Regions from separate parts of the Homo sapiens genome. Here region 2 is linked to region 1. Evidence: chromatin loops called from intact Hi-C (ENCODE). Cell type or tissue: endothelial cell of umbilical vein. All regions are shown on one strand. Links, peaks and the distances in the headings refer to the core of each region. The heading gives the core; the rest is flanking DNA.

Evidence for each region. Peaks named below come from ENCODE experiments on the same cell type or tissue, not always from the same donor. Only the 100,000 strongest peaks of a DNase experiment are listed, where the experiment ranks them.
Region 2: it touches region 1 in a loop (18-fold over the local background); 13 of 110 quality-filtered maps call a loop at or near these places.

What each region holds. Positions count from the first base shown.
Region 1 is chr5:178,728,948-178,733,716 of GRCh38, reverse strand. ZNF354A (zinc finger protein 354A) reads left to right here and starts at 3,058. Exons shown (of 5, transcript NM_005649.3): 1 at 3,058-3,161; 2 at 4,644-4,727. The coding sequence starts at 4,695. RefSeq lists silencers at 2,879-3,218, 3,289-3,518. In endothelial cell of umbilical vein, for the core only: a CTCF peak has its summit at 2,893 (motif pointing left); a DNase peak (open chromatin) is centred at 2,996; H3K4me3 peaks cover 980 bases; H3K27ac peaks cover 620 bases.
Region 2 is chr5:178,277,751-178,282,519 of GRCh38, reverse strand. The region is part of intron 5 of COL23A1 (collagen type XXIII alpha 1 chain); the gene reads left to right. Among named protein-coding and RNA genes, the nearest start is that of PHYKPL, 47 kb to the right of the region's middle. In endothelial cell of umbilical vein, for the core only: a CTCF peak has its summit at 2,382 (motif pointing left); a DNase peak (open chromatin) is centred at 2,359.

The DNA.
Region 1 (4,769 bases), core at 561-4,560:
TAGGGCAGGGGGTTAGGATTTTTTATAAGCAGCCTCTCCAATAGCCTGTATCGGCCTCTAAGTCCCAAATGCATGCAACATGGTGCCATGGGTAAAGGGCACAGAACTGTCTGGGAGTGCTGTTGTGAGGTTTTGTTTTCCACTTCCCCTCACCCCATCATTATCCCTCCCCAGCTGAGATGTCTCCTCCCCCTCAGCCCTTCCTCCAGGGTCCAGCTTCAGGAAAGGCCCCGTGCTAAGTAATAAATAGGAGGTGCGCAGGATTTTAAATCTCACCACCTGGGTTTATTTTCTGATAGTAAAATGGAAGAAAAATAGAGTGAAACCTCCATGATTTATGGGCTCCCTTGCTTTCGGAGGTTTTCCGGTTGCATCTTTGTGCTATGCTTGACATTTATGATATAAGATATTAATATCTGCACAGAAGAGCTGCCGGTGCTAATTATTCAGACCTGCTCTGACAGCGAACTAGTGAGCAGCACTCATATGTCAGATCCCATCTATGCATTAAGCCTTTCACTTAAAATAGGTGGGAATGACGAGGCACTATGGGCCTTAGCTGTATAAACTGTGCAGAAAGTCTATAGGATATATTAGTAAATCAACTATGATAGGGCTGCTGAAAAGCAAGCCAATACCTGTCTGATAAATAGAATCCCCAGGAAAGTCTTTGATTTAGGAAATGTGCCAGAGACATAAAATGATATGAGGGAAAATGCAAATAATGAAACTAGCTTTTCCTAATTCAGAAAGGAAAATGTTTGCCTCTCCTTCCAGTCCTTCAGGTTGTCAGATGTGCCTTGTTTCTAGCAGCTATTTATAATATTAATCATTTTAACAGTATCAAACAGACTGGGTTTTTACACTTGATAAATTTTTGATGTTGAACCTTTGAAAAATGCAGTGATGTGATTTTTTTCTTCCTGAAGAGTTTCTCCCCAGAAGCCAGTGTTAATTTGCAGATGCCAACACATGACTAATGGTCTTATCTCAAAAGATTAATCCACACTAAATTAACATAGGACCAAGGCCTCAGGATTGTATAGCCTTTCGTCGTGAGAGATTCCAGGCTTTGTGATTCTGACAGACAGGCTGGCAGTTGTCTCCTCATAAGGGATGGTAGCTGGTTAGTTAATTGGTCAGTCAGTCTGCCTGGTACACCCTGTTACTGCCTGCCTAACAGTCACTGCCCTCCTCTTCTTTGTCAAGAACACCAATTTTGTTCAGTGAGCAATGCGCTCAGCTCCAGATGATGAGATATGATGGAGCTGCTTCAGTTCAGGTGAACTAAATTCCCTGTGATTGGTTCAGAGGTGAGGAAGTGACCTAATTCTGGCCAATGAAATGCAAGAGAAGGATGGAAAGGAGCTGAATGGGTTGGAGGAGGAAAAGGGATGGTGGCTTCTGGAAAAGAAAATAAAAGGTGATCATCATGTGGAAGTTAGTCCTTTTTGTTTCTGTAATTTCCTTCCTGATATTGGATGTGGCTGTGAGAAAACTGGTTCCTGGAGCAGCAGCTATGCTGGGCTCTTGAGTGGAGACCATAGCCAGAACTTTGGGTGGCAGAGCAGACAGACGGAAAGACACTGAGCCCTCGCTGATGTCATCAAGCCACCAAACCAACTGCGGTCAGTTCCTTCTGCCTACCTCTAGATCGCTTTTTAAACAAATAATAAATGTCATGATGCAAGCCACTGTTAGCAAAGGTTTCTGTATGTTGGTGCTGGAAGTATTGCTAATGATACAGCCAATTTTGCAAGCCTGGAAATTGTTTTCTCTCTTAAAAGCATTCATGTCATACATGCATATGGTAAAGCAAAATGTTGAAAAGTATATCAAGGTGTTAAATAGCAAGTGCAAGTATTATTCCAGCTCCCAGTACCCTCCTCAGAGGCAACTACTTTTTTTTTTTTTTTTTGAGATGGAGTCTCGCTCTGTCGCCCAGGCTGGAGTGCAGTGGCGCAATCTTGGCTTACTGTAACTTCCGTCTCCCGGTTCAAGCAATTCTCTGCCTCAGCCTCCTGAGTTGCTGGGACTACAGGCGCCCGCTACCACGCCCAGCTAATTTTTGTATTTTTAGTAGAGACGGGGTTTCACCATCTCGGCCAGGCTGGTCTTGAACTAACGTCGTGATCAACCCGCCTCGGCCTCCCAAAGTGCTGGGATTACAGACATGAGCCACCGCCCCCAGCCAATTAAACGTTTTTTTTAAAAAAATAAATGCAATGGAATGCAATGAAGCTATCAAAAATGCCACTGAGGGAGAATATTTATTGACAAATTCAAATGTTCAAGGCATATTCTTAAGTAGGGAAGCGCCAAACTTTCTAAATGGAGCCGGTGTTCTTTTTGTAACTGAGAAGATTTAGTTTAAAAAAAATATATATATATATACACACACACACACACACATATACATACATACATCCGTTGGCTTCACAGTAGCTGGCACCTCCCTCCCCTTTGCTTCAGGCACTTCCTGGGAGTCCTCGTCCATTCTCACCTCAGCGACGAAACCCCTCCACATACCCTGTTTCTCCTCACATTTATCCCCGAAAATGTTATATAATTATGTGTATGGCTTATTGTCTGCTCCCTACCCCCCAAAAAAATGTTCTCCAGGGCAGTGACGTTTCTTTCATTGATTGATACATGTGAAACCACTTGCAACCGTGCTTGGCACACAGCAGGTGCTCAGTGCCCCTCTGGTGAATAACTGAGGGGCACTAGGTCTGTTCTGGGCCGTTTTCCTGCCGCCCACGCCCTCCCTCCCGAAATTCCCACAGACACAGAGTTGCAAGTTACTGCCCTCAGCGAACCTCCCCTTATCTTCCCTATAACCAGGAACCTGGGGCCCTCCAGCTCACAGGGGCCCTCTTGTGGCATGTGGGCGCGTAACAGCTCAGCCGGGACCCCGCCTCAAACGCATGGAACTACACTTCCCCGAATGCAGGTGTCCTCTCGTGGACTCCATTTCCCAGCGGCCTCAGCGGCTGCCCCGCCCCTCCTGGTCCCCGGCGCGCCGCGGGGTGAGCGGCGCCGGGCCTGAGGTCGCCCAGACGCCGTCGGGGCGGAGCCGGGTCGCGAGGCTGCATCCCGGCCGGCGGTTCCGGAGCCTCGCGGCTGGGGAGGCGCGGCCCGGGACGCTCGAGCTTAGGGAGGTGAGCGTCGGCGGCAGGCCAAGCCGGTAGGAGGCGGCGCCCGGCACGGGGACTGCCTGCGGCTGCCGAGGCTCCGAAAGCCTTTGTGGGCGCTGGCGGGCACCCCCGCGTCTGTCACCGGCCCCCGCGCCGGGATCTGGACTCTCGCCCCCCCGCGGGGCGCTCCCTCGCCGTTGCTGGTGCACCCGCGTCCGGCTCGCCGTGGACGCCGGGCCTGGCGTTTCCTCCCGGGCCCGTCCTGCCCACTCCATGTGGGCCTCGCGGACTCGGGGCACCGGGACCCCGAGGGCAGGGCGGACGCAGCCGGGCCCCGGTTTCCGAGTCCGTCCCCAGGACGGCCACCCCTCCCGCCTCGGGACACCCAGCGCTTTCCTCTTCAGAGCTGGTGTTTGGCCGGGCGCGGTGGCTCACGCCTGTAATCCCAGCACTTTGGGAGGCCGAAGCGGGTGGATCACGAGGTCAGGAGATCGAGACCATCCTGACTAACACGGTGAAACCCCGTCTCTACTAAAAATACAAAAAAAATTAGCCGGGCGTAGTGGCGGGCGCCTGTAGTCCCAGCTACTTGTGAGGCCGAGGCAGGAGAATGGCGTGAACCCAGGAGGCGGAGCTTGCAGTGAGCCGAGATCAAGCCCTGCACTCCAGCCTGAGCGACAGAGCGAGACTCCGTCTCAAAAAAGAAACATCGTGTTAGAAATGGGATACATGGGGTCGGGCGTGGTGGCTCACGCCTGTAATCCTAGATTTTTGGGATGCCAAGGCGGGCAGATCACCTGAGATCAGGAGTTCGAGACCAGCCTGGGCAACACGGTGAAACCTCGTCTCTACTAAAAATACAAAAATGAGCCGGGCGCCTGTAGTCCCAGCTACTCGGGAGGCTGAGGCAGGAGAATGGCTTGAACCCGGGAGGCAGAGCTTGCAGTGAGCCGAGATCCTGCCACTGCGCTACTGCACTCCAGTCTGGCCAACAGAGCGAGACTCCGCCTCAAAAAAAAAAAAGCCGTTTTCCGTGGAGTCGGGAGATGATTCGTTGGCGGGAGAGAGAGGAACCGGCTGGGAAAGGCTTGAGGCGGAGGGAAGTCGTCCCGGGGCCGTCGTGGTGGGAGTCCCGGCCCGCCTCGCAGCGGCGTGAACGGGGCAGGTGCCCCGGCGCTGCCTCAGTTTCCTGAGCGGTGCAGTGGGTGCTGGCAGTGCCAGCTGGCGCCGAGGAACTCAGCGGCGTGGGGCGAGCCCTGGCCCTGGTGGGCTCAGCGGGTCGCTGCTGCCACTGCGGCTCCAGCGTCCCCTCCGTAAGCCCCAAGCCTGTGGGGCCTGGGCCTGGCCGGGCGGCCCAGCGCTGCTCTGGTCCGCGGGCTCCTGGCTCCTCCCGAATCCCTGTGAGGGCGCGCGGGGTCCTTCTCAGCGGGAGTCGGGGTTTTAGAGCTGCGGATTCCAGGGCTGGAAAGCAGAAGGGGTTCTTCCTGGCTCCCTTTTTCTTCTCAGATCTGCCTTCTGGAGACTGCGCCGTCCTCCCGGGAGAGCCAGAAAGAGGACATGGCTGCTGGGCAGCGGGAAGCGAGGCCCCAGGTGAGCTCATTGCCCTCCCAGATCCCAGTGGATGGATTTTCC
Region 2 (4,769 bases), core at 330-4,329, 450 kb after region 1:
AAGCTGTCTACAGTAGCAGGGCCGGGGCCAGGATGGGCTGCTTATTGGCAGGAGAGTGCTTCTCAGACCACCCCCAGAAACACATACTTGGAGAGGATGTTTGGTTTCTCCTGCTCATACCTGTCTGTATCCAGCCCTGCTGCTCCCTTCCCAACTATTGTATTCCACCCCTGGTATCAAAGTGTTAGGATGCTTTCCTGCTTTACGAAAAAAGAAAAACAAAAACTAAGTCTAACTTAAACTTAAAAGTCCATTTCTTCATTTCACCTCCTCTCCTATTCCTCATTCATACCTCCGTGTCATAGCCGTTATTAGAAATTAGGAAGAATTTCTAAATCTTCCCCTGGTAATGAAATGTCCAGTTCTGTATCACTGTGCAGGGTGTCCCTGCAGAGGAGCAGCTGAACGGAGCAGGGCATGCTCAGCCTGGGCAATATGGCAAAACCCCATCTTTTTTTTTTTTTTTTGGAGACAGTGTCTTGCTCTGTCGCCCAGGCTGGAGTGCAGTGGCATGATCTCGGCTCACTGTAACCTTCGCCTCCTGGGTTCAAGTGATTCTCGTGCCTCAGCCTCCCAAGTAGCTAGGATTACAGGTACGCACCACCACGCCTGGCTGATTTTTTTGTGTTTTTAATAGACACAGGGTTTTGCCATGTTGCACAGGCTGGTCTCAAACTCCTGAGCTCAGGCAATCTGACCACCTCGGCCTCCCAAAGTGCTAGGATTACAGGCATGAGCTGCCAATCCTGGCCGAATCCCCGTCTGTTTTAAAAAATAAAATTTTAAATCAATCAATTAATTATTAAAAAGTAGAAAAGGCCTCCTTGGCTACAGGGCAGAAACTGGAGGAAGGGGTGCGGGTAGGAGGCGGTTGCACTAATTTGCTGGTGAAGCCTGAATGACTAACAGAAACGAGGGCTGGCAGGCGTCACAGGTCAGCTCTGAGCACACCCAAAACCACACGCACGGCACCTCCTGGGCCCCGGAGCGCCGTGCCCAAGCCCCTCTGGAGTCGAGGGAGCGGTGACTGCACTTCATCTCCGGCCTCAGTCCTGGGAGCAGCGACAGCCGGGGCCCCAGGGGACTGCGAGAGCTCTGGGCTGAAATGTGGTCTGTGAGACGGGGCCTCGGCCTGGGACCAATTTTGAAATGAAGGACTCGGATGGACGGTTTGGAATTAATCAAGTGAACAAGAAAGGCCCATGGAGCACCGCACGTTCACACGCTCTCTTGCACTCTTGTAGTTCAAAAACAGCTTTGATTATAAAAATGTAATCAGTTAAACGATTTATCTGAAATATCCCAAATTCATCTGTTTTTAGATTTCAACATCCTCCATCTCATTTCCGTCTGACCCCTACAGTGCCACCCCACAATCCCCAGATTCTAGTGAAGCTGAGACCGGATGAAAGCCGACTCCGGAGTCCCTGATAATGGCACGCAGACTGGAACCTCAGGGAGATGCAACCAGGGCCACCATGCTGGCCGTTCTCCCCAGGGCCCTAAGTCTCTTGAGTCCAGCCTCTTGTCTTGGTCCAGCACTGTGTCCCCAGTGTCCCCGTGAGTGTCCCATGTGGGGCAGCCCATTCACAGGAGGCGGCCACCCCAGGTCAGTGGGGCCCGAGCTGCTGCTCCGCCCTCGGCTCCCAGATGCCTCCTGTATCTGCTGCAGTTTTTTGCATCCTCCTGGCAGCAGCCCAGGTACCTCCTGTCCACACCTAGCTCTGGGAGGAGACTTAGCAGGGACAGCAGTGTAGGGGGCCCAGCAGAGGGGGTTGGTCCTGCGCTTTGCTGTTTTGCCTGTGATATGTTTGCAGCGTGGTCACTGGCTGGAACCGCCTCCCACTTCCCCAGGCAACAGACCAGCCCCACAGCATCCTCGCCCCATCACATGGAAGAACATGTTCACAGACCTGCACAAAGTCACCGAGCCAAGCCCAGGTCTTCGAAGCAAATAGACTAAAGAGAAAGCAGTGATTTTGGTATGAAGCTGCCCCCGACCAGGACCCAGGGCTGGCACGATGTCCAGCCCATGCAGTGGAGACAGAATGGGCCCAGGGGTCTATAGTCCATGTGGCCTCAGGCACGTCCCTGGCCCCGCCAAGCCTCGGCCCCTTCAGCTATTGGGGGAACCAAGGAGATGACGCAGGAGAGCTTCAGAGTTGGGCACACGGACTGGGTTCAGGGACCGTTCCCACTGCTCTGTCCATTACCAATGCCAGCCAGGGAAGCCTGTGAGGCTGAAGGCGCCCCTTTTGGGCCTGCATCCTCAATGGCCAGCGTCCTGGCTGATCGCCCAGGCTGTGGCCCGAGGGCGGGAGTCCAGCGCAAGAGTCCGCCAGGGCTGGAGGCAGCCTTCGGCAGGTCAAGCGCGCCCTCTAGTGTTCCCTGGCCGGGCACGAGAGCCAGCAGGATGGACGTTCATTCAGAGAATCGTTCCCTTCACCGTTGTTGATCCATTCAGCGGGTATTTACTGTGTTCTCGTTATGTACGAGGCGCTTCGGCATTTGGGATACGGTAGCAGGAAACACATCCAGGGGTCCCTCCCCACTTGGAGCCTGTGGTTGAGTGGCAGACAGAACAAAAAACTCCCACAAATTCCAGCTTCACTATGCCTCGTGGCCAGGGCTAGGAGGCGGGGCTCCCGTTACCCAGACCTGGCCTGGTGGGGGTCAGGGGCACCGCCTTGAGGAAGGGAGGTGTGAGTCGAAGTCAGAAGGTGAAGAGGATGCTGATAAGTGGGGAGTTTCAGGGGGAACATCCAGAGAGGGTGCACCCAAGATGGGCCGGGATGGTAAGGGCGTAGGGGGAGGTGAGAAGCCTGTGTCCCTGGAGCACCCAGCCTTGAGGAATTGGCCATCTCTTGTCCACTCTGGAGTTCCACCCCGGGTGGCTGGACAAAGGGGCCCACAGCCCCACCCACCCAAGCTGAGAGCCCTCCCTGGGCTGGAACCTGAGGCCTCGTCTTCCCAGCCACGTGGAGGTTCTGGGCACAATTGAACCAGGCGCTGCAAGGTGGAGGGTCTAGCCTGAGAAGGACCAGGCTTAAACAAAATCTTTGCAAACCCCTCAGTCTGCCCGGGGAGCAGTGAGTTCCACATCACCAGGGGTGTGCGAGCCAAGGCTGCACATCCTCCGGTCAGGAAGGGCATCTGTGGTGGGCACTGGAGCCATGTGGCTGGTCACTGTGGGAGGAGAGGTGGCAGGAAGACAGAGCAGTGAGTCCATAAGTGAGAAACTGGCGGGGGCGGGAGCTGAAGAAGGCTCCTCAGAAGAGGTGACACGTGAGTCTGGAAGGAGGCGCTCAGGAGGAAGAGGTTGTCCTTGAATGCCAGGCCAGGGGTACAGCTTTGCCCTGAGGGCAGTGGGTGAGGGTGTGCCAGGTGCTACAGCAGCCAGAGGAGGGGCAGTCAGCAGGCAGGGCACAGGGCTCGAGCAAAGCTTTGGGCTGGTGTCCTGGCCTCTCCGAGCTCCAGATCTTCATCTGTGAAATGGGGATGATGAGGCTTCTGCCTGGCCGGTCTGTGGTCAGGGCCAGTGACATCTAGATAGGGAGGGAAGGGCCCACATTGCTTCAGCTCCACTCTGTTCCCTGGCTTCATTTACCCCAGGGCTGGCCCAGCGCGTCACAGCTGCTCTCATTAACCCACCCTTCCCCTGCTGCCTGCTGTGAGCCCAGATCCAGGGAGCCATTCCATCCGCAACACACTCAGTTTGCAGAGGAGGAAACGCGCTCCAGGGAAATTCAGCAGCTCACTCCCAGGTCTACGGGGCAGGACCTCATCATCAGGATGTACCCTGCTCCTTCACTGTGCAGGAAGGATGGGTATGTGGGGCAGGAGGTAGGGGGCCTGGCGGAGGCTGGCCCAGGAGGGTGGGAGGACTGGAGAGATGGACCTGAGCTAGAATTGCAGGCTCACGGGCTCACTGACGCTTGCAGCCGCCGGCAAGTGAGAAAATAGATGAGGCTGGTTGGGCGCAGGAGAGCAGAGAAAACGGCAGGGCCTGGGGTGAATCGGGGCACCCGCCCCATCGGGGTGCAGTTCCGCACATGCAGTCATCACTACCACATCTTCCAACATTTCCAGAGAAGCTGGAAATCCAAATTCTATAAAAATCCTTTGCATTTTTAAGGGTTTCAACCAGTTCTTTACCAGTGGGTGACAATTGTCTGTGGAAACCAAGGAGGGCCCACCCCACAGCCTAGGGGGCAGCTCTCAGGGAGGCTGGGAAACCAACCATGCCCCAAGGGTGGGGCAGGAGGGCAGAGCTTGGCCTGGGCATGGTCCAGGGGCCACAGGGCGAGGCAGAGTGACTGCAGCTTCAGTGTGTGCTGCGAGCTGTCCTGGTCACGCTGTCTCCCTCTAGACTGCCTCGTGGAGTTTGGCCACGCTGTGGCGGTCACCCTTCTGTGAAGGTCACACTTCCCGTCAGCTGCTGCTCCCTACTCTGGATTTCCACCCCATCCACGGCTGGCACCAAAATGAGCTGATGGTGTGTTCCCCCAGACTTCCTTCCACCAGAACAGCCCTCTGTGCCTGAGCTGGTGACCTGGGCAGCTCAGTCAGACACATCCCGGCCCGCCGGTCCCATCCTCCATCCTCCCTCACCCCACGGGGGTCAAGCTCTTTCCTCTCTGCCACCTTAATGAGGAACAGTATTTTCTGATACCTGACAGGGTAATCATGTCTCTCCCCACCAGTCATGGGCAAATGTGTCATTTCAGCAGGTATTTTTGGGATCGGTTCAAAGGCACAGTGCTGTAAAC